Linked DNA regions of Homo sapiens: region 2 is linked to region 1. The links are chromatin contacts, found by Hi-C or POLR2A ChIA-PET in ENCODE. All regions are on one chromosome and are shown on one strand. The core of a region is the stretch at or near the end of the contact, and the rest is flanking DNA. Distances in the headings are between cores, read along the strand shown.

The links. Hi-C counts contacts between places; a loop is a spot of excess contacts on that map. ChIA-PET counts read pairs that join two places held with the same protein, here RNA polymerase II (POLR2A). Pooled maps may share reads with other maps.
Region 2: a loop to region 1 is called in a map of mammary epithelial cell, with 4 times the contacts of the local background. The contact joins two enhancer-like sites. A Hi-C loop is called at or near these places in 1 of 168 maps with a recorded cell type or tissue (mammary epithelial cell) and 1 of 50 pooled maps. POLR2A ChIA-PET finds 5 or more read pairs at or near these places in 2 of 52 experiments (activated B cell and activated T-cell).

The regions. Positions count from the first base shown.
Region 1 is chr10:72,169,775-72,175,765 of GRCh38, forward strand. The region is part of intron 5 of ASCC1 (activating signal cointegrator 1 complex subunit 1); the gene reads right to left. Among named protein-coding and RNA genes, the nearest start is that of ANAPC16, 43 kb to the right of the region's middle. Within about 2 kb of position 1,482, at least 9 of the 41 ENCODE cell types and tissues checked have a DNase peak (open chromatin) inside an H3K27ac peak, as active enhancers do.
Region 2 is chr10:72,007,946-72,013,772 of GRCh38, forward strand. CHST3 (carbohydrate sulfotransferase 3) reads left to right here. Exons shown (of 3, transcript NM_004273.5): 3 at 1-5,613. The coding sequence ends at 526. Among named protein-coding and RNA genes, the nearest start is that of CHST3, 46 kb to the left of the region's middle. Within about 2 kb of position 1,251, at least 28 of the 41 ENCODE cell types and tissues checked have a DNase peak (open chromatin) inside an H3K27ac peak, as active enhancers do.

The DNA.
Region 1 (5,991 bases), core at 232-2,731:
CTGTATTTTAAATGAATATCAAATCCACACTAGAGGGGGTTAAGAAAGAATCAACAAACACAAGGCCGGGCGTGGTGGCTCACGCCTGTAATCCCAGCACTTTGGGAGGCCAAGATGGGCGGATCACCTGAGATCAGGAGTTCGAGACCAGCCTGGCCAACATGGTGAAACCCCGTCTCTACTAAAAACACAAAAATTAGCAGGGCATGGTATCACGTGCCTGTAATCCCAGCTACTCAAGAAGCTGAGGCAGGAGAATTGCTTGAACCCAGGAGGAAGACGTTGCAGTGAGACAAGATCGTGCCATTGCACTAAAGCCTGGGCGACAAGAGTGAAACTCCGTCTCAAAGAAAAAAAAAAAAATCAGGCAAGAATCATTAAAGGATGTTAAATCTAAGGAGAAATTTTGTTGAGGAGCAGAATATTTGCATAGTCTTAAAATGTCCTCTTCTAGACTGCTTATCGGTTGAAAGGTAAAAATATAGTAACTATAAAGAAATTAATCAACACTGACTGGATGGTGTCAAAATTAACATCACCAATGAGGGACACTGTATACTCTAAGAAGGACACATTATCACCTATGCAATGCTCCATCCAGGAATGCCTAAGTCTACTCATGAGGAAATGCCAGACAGATCAAAAGTGAGAAGCATTCTATTTAAAAAGCCAATGTCAAGAAAGACAAAGAGCCGGCGTGGCACCGTGCCTGGAATCCTGGCTACTCAGGAGGATCACTTGAGCCCAGGAGTTCAAGGTGCAGTGGTGCTCACAGCACCGCACTACACCCTGGGTGACAGCAGAGTGAGACTGTATCTCAAAAAAAAAAAAAAAAAAAAGAAAGAAAGGCAGACAAAGAAAGCCTGTGGAAATGTTCCAGATTCAAGGAGGCTAGAAACATGACAATTAAATACAACACCTAATCCTAGACTGAATCCCAAACTAGAGAGGGAAAAAATGCTACAAAGGATATTACTGGATTAAGTGACAAAATTTGAACGTGGATGGTAAATTAGATAAAACTATCAATGTTAAACGTATTGAGGTTGAGAACTATAACATTATTATGCAAAAAAAAAATTTTGCCAGACACAGTGGTGCACGCCTATAGTCTCAGCTGCTCAGGAGGCTGAGGGGATAGCTTGAGACCAGGAATTCAAAACTAGCCTGGACAACATAGCAAGATCCCACCCCCCCCAATATTTTTAATTAAAATATTTTGAAATATTTAGGGTTAAAGGGCTATGACATGTGCAACTCACTCTAAAGCAGTTGAGAAAGATAAAAATGGAATACGAAAACAAATAGTGAAATATTAACAATAGGTGAATCTGAATAAAGGATACTATTCTTTTCTTCAACTTTTCTGTGAGTTTAAAACTACTTCCTGTATAAATTCTCTATTGGTGCTATAACAAATTACCACAGACTTTGTGGCTTACAACAATACGAACTTATCCTACCATCTTCTGGAGGTCAGAAGTCTAACATGAGTCAGCAGGGCTGCATTCCTTGCGGAGGCTCCAGGGCAAATCACTTCCTTGAGCTTTCTAGCTTCTAGAGGCTACCTGAATGTCTTGGCTCAGAGTCACATCACTTCAATCTCCACTTTAATCGTCACCTCTCCTTCTCTGACTCTGACCTTCCTGATTTCCTCTTTTTTTTTTTCTCAGACGGAGTCTTGCTCTGTCGCCCAGGCTGGAGTACAATGGCAAGATACCAGCTCACTGCAACCTCCGCCTCCTGGCTTCAAGCAATTCTCCTACCTCAGCCTCCTGAGTAGCTGGGATTACAGGCACCCGCCACCATGTCCAGCTAATTTTGTAGACATGGGGTTTCACCATGTTGGCCAGGCTGATCTCGAACTCCTGACCTCAAGTGATCTGCCCACCTCGGCCTCCCAAAGTGCTGGGATTACATGCGTGAGCCACCGCGCCCAGCCCAACTCCCTTATAAAGACCCATCTCAACATCCTTAACTTTATCACATCTCAAAGTCTCTTTTGCCATAAAAGGTAATAGTCACCGGTTTTGGGATTATGATGTGAATATCTTTGGAGGGCCATTGTTCTGCCTGTCACATGCCCCCTTCCCAAAATGTTTTTTAAGGCATCTTTGGGGAAATACACTTGGGTGATAAAACTAAAGAAAACTAAGGATGTGATTACTGTAAAAGTTGGGACAGTGGTTACCCTTCAGGGGAAGAAGACAAAGGCAAGACAAGGAAGTCTAGGGTGCTGATAAGATTGTATCTCCAGCCTACACGGTGGTTATAAAAGCATCCATTTGTTCTGTATCGTCTTCTGATGTGTGTTACATTTAACAATTTTGAAGTTTTTTTAGAAAAACTCTAAGCACAAGGCTGGGTGCAGTGGCTCACGCCTGTAATCCCAGCACTTTGGGAGGCCGAGGCGGGCGGATCACGAGGTCAGGAGATCGAGACCAGCCTGGGCAACATGGTGAAACCCCGTCTCTACTAAAAATACAAAAAATTAGCCAGGCCTAGTGGTGCACAACTGTAATCCCAGCTACTTCGAGGGCTGAAGCAGGAAAATCGCTTGAACCCGGAAGGCAGAGGTTGCAGTGAGCCAAGATTGCACCACTGCACTGCTGTCTGGGCAAAAGAGCAAAACTCAGTCTCAAAAAAAAAAAAAAAAAAAAAGAAAAACTCTAAGCACAAATAAAAGAGGAAACAGTTTGTTTTTAAGCTTTTATAGATGTTGGGCTTTTTTTTCTTTTTTTCTTTTTCTTTTGTAGAAATGGGGTTGCGCTATGTTGACAAGGCTGGTCTTGAACTCCTGGCCTCAAGTGATCCGCTGGCCTCAGTCTCCCAAAGCGCTGGGATTACAGGCATGAGCCACTGCACCCAGCCCAATGTTGAGATGTTTTAAAGGTAAAATTACACTAGTTCCTCTAAAAATATATAATATATATATTATATATAATATTTTTATATTATATATATTACATATATTATATATTTTTATATTATATATTATATTTTTTATATTATATATTATATATTATATTTTTATATTATATATAATATATATTTTATATTTTTATATTATATATAATATTTTTATATTATATATATTATATATTATATTTTTATATTATATATATTATATATTATATTTTTATATTATATATTATATATTTTATATTATATATTATATTTTATATTTTTATATATGTTATATACAATATTTTTATATTATATATATATTTCTTATATTTTTTTATATATAAAATATAGTGACTAGAGAGAGAAAAATGAGGGAAAGAAATGCCCTGTCACTAGCATGCCAAATCAAGACTTAACTAGTAGAGCCAGACTCAATTCTAAAGGCCTGAAAGTGCACACAAGTACCTTTCTAGACCTGGAAATGACTAGGAAACATAAGGGGAAAATGGCCTAATGGTTTAAAATTCCCAGCTTACTATCTCAGTCACTTTGATATTCCATTGCTCTTTCTTCCTTTTTCTTTCTCTTTATTCTTCAACTTTCTCTTGCATAAATTTGCTCTAATACCCAGCTAGAAAAAGGAAGTTCTACAACTTTGCTTTCCCTGCCTTACCCTTTGGGAGCCTAGCACTCTAGTCAACTTGAGTTTACTTGCCAAGAAAACACCAAAACACCAAGTACTGGGAAACAAAACACACAGAAGGCAATGGAGCAAGACAAGGTACAGACAGGACACCTAAGGGTCACACGATCGAAAGTCCTTTTTGGAATTATGAGTCATAAGGGTTCAAATAATCCTTAACTCTACTGTAGACTATATAATTTACAAGTAACTCCACTGGACAGTCTTTTAATGAATGGAGAAACGCTCTAAATTCTGCCCTACCTCACAATGCCATCTACCAAGAGAAACTTTTCTCTTACTGAATTATCTAAATTTAATTTGGAACCAAACAACCTTCAAGGCAACGGCATAAATCTCTAGAGCCACTGTTTTTCTTTGCTCGGAATATATCATCATATTCCTGCCCCAAGCCCATTCACTGAGATGAATGAAGACCAACGAACATCAAATTCTTTACTGCAGGGGTTTAATTACACTGGGCCCTGCTCCAAGCTTGCCATTACTTGGAGCTGGAACTATCTTACTCCATTAGGTTGGCCACCCAGGCTGGCGCCTGAAAGTTCTAATGGTATTGACCTTCCACCCAGCAGGGAGAAGCAAAGAGTGAAGTAACAGGAATTTCCTGGGGCAGTTTTGTTTATGAAAATAAACATGTTTCTTTATGACTAAGTCACAACATCACTAAGCCTCAGTTTCTTTCTTGTTAAATAAGGCCTCATCCATGCATGCGAAAGCTTCCTCTAAAGAAAACTTATGTACATGCCTAAGTCACAGTTCACCGAGTTCAAGGTCATGTCCTGACTCATCAGTCCTGAGTGCATGGAGCTTAGCCCTCTCATTCAAACTGCAGCTCATGATTTACCACTAGCAGTCACCACATCATCACAGGCCCTTCACTGGCATCACTTTTAATCCAGCACCCTGGGCTCGAGTGGGGCAGAACTGCTAATAATACTATCAGTAGGAACAATTAACAAGACATAATAAAATCTACACATATCAAGCTTGGGGAAAAGGGCAGTAGACAGCAGTATGGATTGGTCCATCATGAAGCATTCTCTGCTTCCTTAAAGCTCAACCATCCTTTCCATGAGATGGGATACAACACAGGTGCAACTGCCAGAGCTGTCAGCAAGTAGAAGGGAGGCCTCTCTCCAGACATAGACCTGTAAGCTCACACTCCACTACATGCTAGTGAAGAATCTGATCCAAATGTGTAGCACCCAGAATGTAAATAATTTATAGCTCTCTGCCTTGGTGGTACATGCCAATTGCCAGAGACAAAAAATAATTCTCAAATCATATTCACATATATCATCTTTTAGGAACTCCAGGTATAACAAACGTTTGTGCCTTTAACCTGGAGTAGAGAGCCTAGGGTTCTAATTCTAACTTTGTCACAAACCAGCTGTAATTAGGCAAGTCATGTCACTTCTCTAGCCTCGGCTTCCTCCTCTGTAAAATAAGGGAGGTGGCCTGGTTTACCTGTAAGTCAAAGGACCTACAAACTTTTTACATGTTCCCACAAAACCTAAATAATTATCTGCTAACAAAATAGATTATGTGTGAGGGATCTACCAATTCACTTTCTGATATTCTATGCAAAGAAAAAGAGAAAATATGCATGCTTCCCCTATACTCGTTGTATTTTCTTTCTTTTTTTATGGCCAAATCTTGTAGAACTGTTTCTGGGCAGGTGATATGAAGTTCATTCATCTAAAGAAGTTATTCAAATAAGGCAAAGTGATGAAAAGAGCATTTGGCTGTGCAACCAGACAGGCCTATGTTCAAATTCTGCCACCTATCAGCAGCATGACCCTAGGTGAGTTACTCAGTTGCTATGAAGCTTAATTTCATCATCTATAAAACAGACAATACTTCTGTCTCAGGTTTGCTCTGCAGATGAAACACATATGAAGTCTCTGGCACACAGTAGTATGGAATAAATACAAGCTTCCCCCTCTTCCTTTTTACATGACTGTGCAGCACTAGACAAATGCCATCTTTGCTCTCCCTTTTAAAGCAGCACTGGAAGCTAAATTAGGCTCTGCTGAGTCATTTCCATTATTCTTTAAGAATGTTCAGAAAAGCTGACTTTGATTTGCAAGTCACTATGTGTTATTAACGAAATACTGTGTTAAGCTGTATAAGCTTTAGAAAAAAGGGTTTTGTTTCTCCTGGCTTATAAATTCTATTTATTCATACATAATTACAAGAAAGTGGAGAGGTTCTTAAAACGTGGACAAACATTCAAGCATGGGCTTTTATACTGACCAGAGAAAAGAACTTCTCATGCATTGTCTAAAGATCTTTACCCATTAAAGAGGAGTGAAGAGCATCTCCCCTCACTAAAGGATGCACCACCCCACTTACCTTAGATGAGCACAAAGAATCCTTCA
Region 2 (5,827 bases), core at 1-2,500, 160 kb before region 1:
CGTGCTGGCCTCGCGCATGGTGGCCTTCGCCGGCAAGTATAAGACCTGGAAGAAGTGGCTGGACGACGAGGGCCAGGACGGCCTGAGGGAAGAGGAGGTGCAGCGGCTGCGGGGCAACTGCGAGAGCATCCGCCTGTCCGCGGAGCTGGGGCTGCGGCAGCCCGCCTGGCTGCGGGGCCGCTACATGCTGGTGCGCTACGAGGACGTGGCACGCGGGCCGCTGCAGAAGGCCCGCGAGATGTACCGCTTCGCCGGCATCCCCCTGACCCCGCAGGTGGAAGACTGGATCCAAAAGAACACGCAGGCGGCCCACGACGGCAGCGGCATCTACTCCACGCAGAAGAACTCCTCGGAGCAGTTCGAGAAGTGGCGCTTCAGCATGCCCTTCAAGCTGGCCCAGGTGGTGCAGGCCGCCTGCGGCCCTGCCATGCGCCTCTTCGGCTACAAACTGGCGCGGGACGCCGCCGCCCTCACCAACCGCTCAGTCAGCCTGCTGGAGGAGAGGGGCACCTTCTGGGTCACGTAGGGGGGCCGGGGCCCCGTATGCCCCTCCTCGTGAAAGGCCTGCCCCGTCTTTCTGCCGCAGCCCTCGCAGAGGGCGGGTGCACAGCGCCATGAGCGGGCAGCGCCTCCTGTAGCAGTAGGGCCCCCAGCCAGCGCTCCAGCCAAAGCGGCGGCCCCAGGGTTAATTGCGGAGAACAGGACAGTGCCCGGTCCCCTTGAGGGCCATCACACCCAGACCCAACGGGTTGCAGCCTCCTGAGCAGGCCTAGGCAGGCCCGGGCCTGTTGGCAAGCTTCGATCTCACACACACAGAAACATACATTCGTGCCTGGAGACCCTGCAGGCCAGAGTCCAAATATTTAACAATCAGAAGGGGCAAGGCTCTGACCAGTGACAGTCAGACCTCCTGCTTTATTTGGTGTTAACCGTTTCTTGTCTGGATGGTGAAGTCTGGAATCTGGGTGGGTCCTTGGAGGAGGGGCTAGGACAGCCGTGGGTGTCAAAGGTGGCATTTGAGGCTCGTTTGAGGTGACAGTGGCTGTTTACCAACTAGTACAGAGCGATTCAGCGTTTTCATGAATGGGTTGGCTGTGCTGGTTACTGATGAATATGGGCCCCTTATAGAGCTGCAAAACACACACATGCGTATAGACATACATACATGTACACCATACATAGACAAGCATCATAAAGGCACAAGTGCACACACATCTATGCAGACAAGCTTCCTCGCTGCTTATGCCCACAGGGTTTTTCTGTATGACACACCTCAGAGGAGCCTGTGCTTAACATTTGTAGGATTATTTCGAGGGCAGGGCAGGGGAAAGAAACGCGTTAAAGGGCCATGACATGACACAGTTCCCTGGCCGGGTTTGGACTGAACAGTGGATTCAGAACTGCAGCGTTCAAAGCCCCTGCCCGCCTTAGATTCTCATGGCTACCTCCTCTGACCCATCCACATCCTTGCGGCTGGCAGGCAGGATGTTTTGAAATGGTGCAGCCAAAGGCCCCGTCTAGCTTGGCTGGCTCCCGAACATGTCCATATTTGAAGGCTGCCTCAGGCCTGGCAGGCAGAAGCAGCTGTGGTCCCTGGAGGCAAAAGGCAGCTCACGGGGCCTTCCATTTCCAGCCAGGCCTCATCTGGGGTAGGGCCAAGAGGAAAGTACAGAGTGCCCGTGGGGGAGAAGTCCCACCAGGATGCCCCCCCTCCCCTGAGAAGCCCGCCTTCTCCCTCGTGGACAGGAGTCAGCCAGTTGGTTGCTGTGGTTACAGCCAGTGCCTGGAATTCCTCCTTAGGGCCCTGGGAAGAGTATTGCTTAACGCAGGATGTGCTGGGTGTTTTGTTTCGGGCTTTTATTTATGGCTTGGTGTCTTTCTTGTTTCATGGCTGTGTTTTTGCTTTTGTTTCTGTAGGAGCGCCTCTTCCAAGCAGTGGAGGCCTGAGGGCTTGAGGGAGGCTGGGGAAAACCAGCAGGGAGCACTTGGCTCCTGGCAGAGGGAGAGGACAGGAGGAGGAGCCTTCCCCAGGAGGAACGAGGAGAGGTGGCCACGTGGCAGGCCACAGTGCCCTATGGGCTTTTCTGTTTGAACCCCATGTGGGATGAATCTCAAAGCCACCAGCGTTCTTGCCTAGTGTCCAGAGCAGCAGAGATTTGCAGCCCTCGCCCCTCCCTGAGAAGAAGCTGGATTTGAAAATCCCTCACAGGCCCTAACATGTTTCCTGGGTGGGCAGGGGCCTCATGACAAGCGACAAGTGTACCCAGAGTAGAAGGCCTTCCCCACTCCCACCTCAAACCCAGGAGCAGAACTCAGTATCCAGAGCTTACAAGGAGCTGCAAGGGTTTGCCGAGGGCTGCCCAGCTCTGCTTCTGGTTTCCTGGACAATTTCTCTGTCAGATACGGCCCATTGTAAACCCAGAGGGCTGCATTTTGGGTTGAGTAATATGGACACCATGGAAGTACAGGATCTGAGTCCAACATTGCCATGGGGGAGGGAAGAGTGTGTCCTGGCAGGAAGCCACCATTGGAGAAGGTGAGGCCAGTAACCATCTCATGGGATTCGCTATAATCAGCCTATTTGAGCTGCTGGGTCTCTGTCACTGTGGACTCCAGTCATTCAAGGAGGTCTCCACTCTTGGGTTTTTTTTATTTTCTTTTCTTTTGCTATTTTGCCTGAACACCCCAACACTCTTGGTTTTAGAGTCCAAGAGTAAGTTGTGCAGAGACATGGTTCTAATTTGGAGTTCAAAGGAACACCAGCTCTGAAAACATGACCGTGGGGCCAGGATGTTTCTGGCAGGCCCAGAAGTGCTGGCCGTTCTTCCCCAGCCTCCCCACTGCTCCCTCCTCTGTTCCCCATGTGGAGGTCGGAGGGGCTGGGACTGGGGAGGGGGCAGCCACCTCCATCCAAGGCTCTTCCTAGGGGCCCTGCTAATGTGGACAGTAGACTTTATCCCTCCTTCTTACTCTGGGCCAAGACCTCCCACTCCGCCCTCTGAGGATGGTACCAAGAATGGGCCTTTGGGACTTCTCAGGACATTGACAATGTGCACACTGCAGGTTGACTTAATTTATTTATTTTTTGAAAAGAAGAGACAGAAAATACCTTATTATCTGCAGGGACTCAAAGCTGTACCCAAATCAAGAAAGACAAAATAACAATAGAAACCATTCACACACTCCGTTCATGCATGGACACCAGAAGACGATTCAGAACACAAGAGGAGAATGAGCTGGAGCGCCAGCACCACGATGGCCCCAGGACGTTGTTTAAGATCTGAGATCCCTTGGTTTCTCTCTTGTTGATCTGAGATGCTACATCAGGGCCCTTGCTGCTGTATTACCTCTGCCCGGGTGTTTGAGACAGGTCACAAGCGCGTGGATGTTTCCTGGAAGTGTATTCCCCTGGGGCTCAGCGATGCTCTGGGAACCCTTGGGGTTTGGGGAAGGACAGTGTGGTGTGACTATTGGCTTGAAACGTTATGGATATGGTTGGAGTCACCCATGTGGATATGATTTTCAGCTTGGAGCTGGGATGGAGAAGATGGAAGCACTGGTGGCCGGGCCTCTTTTTCCAGCGAGGCCAGCCCTGGCTTCTCCTCTGTTCCAGCTTGTCTGCCAGAAGCCTTCCCCTGCAAGGTGCCCACCTGCCCGGAGACAGAGGGAGCAGCTGAGGCCTCTCTCCACTGGCCGCCAGCCTCCCTAGCACAAGGGGACCATTCAGCAATGAGTGTTTACTCATGTTCTTTCTTGTTGATGAGTTCTGCGGCCCAGCATATAGAAATGGCTCAGAACGTTCCAGGCCTTGGTGAGACACAGCAGCGTCCAATGCTCACAGGCTGTCCCCACTCTGCCTGTTCCCATCTTCCCCTCGGGACCTGTTTATAAATTGAGGAATGGATGAGGGCCCTGGAGGGTCCTTGGGAGTAGTTAGTGGAGGGCAGGATTCTCAGGTCCCCATAGAGAGGGAAAGAGAAGACCAGATGTGCATAGAAGCCAGTCTCTGTCACATACACCGCAGGTGGTCACCGAGTTATTTTCCAAAAGCTGAGGAACATAAAGCAAATTTAGGCTTTTGTCCTTCTGCAATACATGCACTTGAAAATAAACAGAAAAGAGATGTTTAATAACAAGTTTACTTCCGGTCTGCTAGCACCCTCAGCCTGGGAGCTACTGCCAGAGGCTGGCGTAGTGGGGCAGCTGCTGACCAAACCCCACAGAACAGAGGGCACCAGGCATCACACGACATCTTTCCCTCCCATCTCTGCCATCTGTCTGTCTGGCAATGGAAGGAGCTTCAGCAGGAGGTCCTTCCCAGAAGGTTGATTCTTGGCCTGGGTGGTAGAGGAGATATCCTGACCCTAAAGTCTTCCAGCCCCGGGTCATCCTCTCCTATACTAGGGCCTATTGACCGTAGAGGCCAGGTGCGGTGGCTCATACCTGTAATCCCAGCAGTTGGGGAGGCCAAGGTGGGAGGATTGCTTGAGCCCAAGAGTTGGAGACCAGCCTGGGCAACATGGTGAGACCAATTGACTGTAGGGCTTGTCCCTTGCTAAGACAGGAGCAGAAGACTGGATGGCTGTGTCCTCAAGGCAGTCCCCTCCCATCCCCATTCCCAAAGTCAGAAAGTGAAGCCAGATCTCAAGGGCTGATACCTGAGGCAAGGAGAGCTAAGGGGAGAGAAATTGGGGCTGAGTGGAAGCAGATGCCTGCACAAGCCAAGTGTGTCTTATTGATCTGTACAAGCTGATAGAAGGACCATCTGCTGAAATCCAGGGCTCCTGAGTTGGTGGGTTTGCTTGTGAAGCTTCTAGGACAAGGCGCAGCCAGATGGAAGGGAGAGGGTCCAGGGCTTCCTAAATGCAGCCGCATCACCTGTCAACTCGCTGCAGTTTCAGAGACAGTGGAAGCTGCTCTTTACCTCAAAAGCACAAAGCAGAATTGGCAACTTCACTTGTCTCAAGAGCTCCAAGATCCTTTGGTCTCGTGTCCTTTGGCACCCCGTAACTGGACTGGGGACAAATTTGTTACGTGTTTCCAAGGCTACAGACATGGCGCCATCCTCACAGGCCTAGCTCATGTCATGGATCAGGTGCTTTGCTGGGGGGATACAATGACCCATGTGGTCTGCGTCTTCTGCCATTGGCTTGAACTGGGCACCCCCTGAAGTCTCCATCTCAGCTGTATATTCTAGTCCAAATTTTCCTGGCTCCCCTGCTCCCTCCCAGGTCCTGCACACTGTCTTTTTGCCAACACCTCAGCCCTGTTTGCTATTTCATGTCTGCATGGTACGAGACACCCCTTCACGGCATACACTGCCATGGTATGTACATATGCATCCACGTGTGTGTATGTGTAGCATGTAGCTCATTCTGCTCAGCCTCTGGCGCCGTTCCACATTGCTCCCAGCCCCATTGCTGTCACTGTCGTCCCAGATGTCCTTGCCATGGCCACAGACAATCTGCCGTCTCCTGGAAACGCTGGGGCTGCCCTTCAGAGAGCTGGCAGCCCCAGCAGTCAGGGCCTGCTTTGCAGAATAGAATGTGAACCCAACTCCTGATGGCCTACTTGACTTATTTAATTAAAGATGAAATCATGCAATGAGCAAAACCTGCAGCGTGTCTCTGCCTTTTCCTTTGCATTTGTTCTCAGCAGCAATTGGGTCATAATTTTTTTTTTTTTTTAATTAACAGTGGTAGAAAGGAGGTGACTTCCAGCATGAAGCAGGACAGAGAATCCCCCTGCCCATTCCCAAGGGACCAAAGGCACTAGGGGAATATGGGGCAGGATGAATGTACCTTGCGTCACCAGGCTGGCAGAGCTG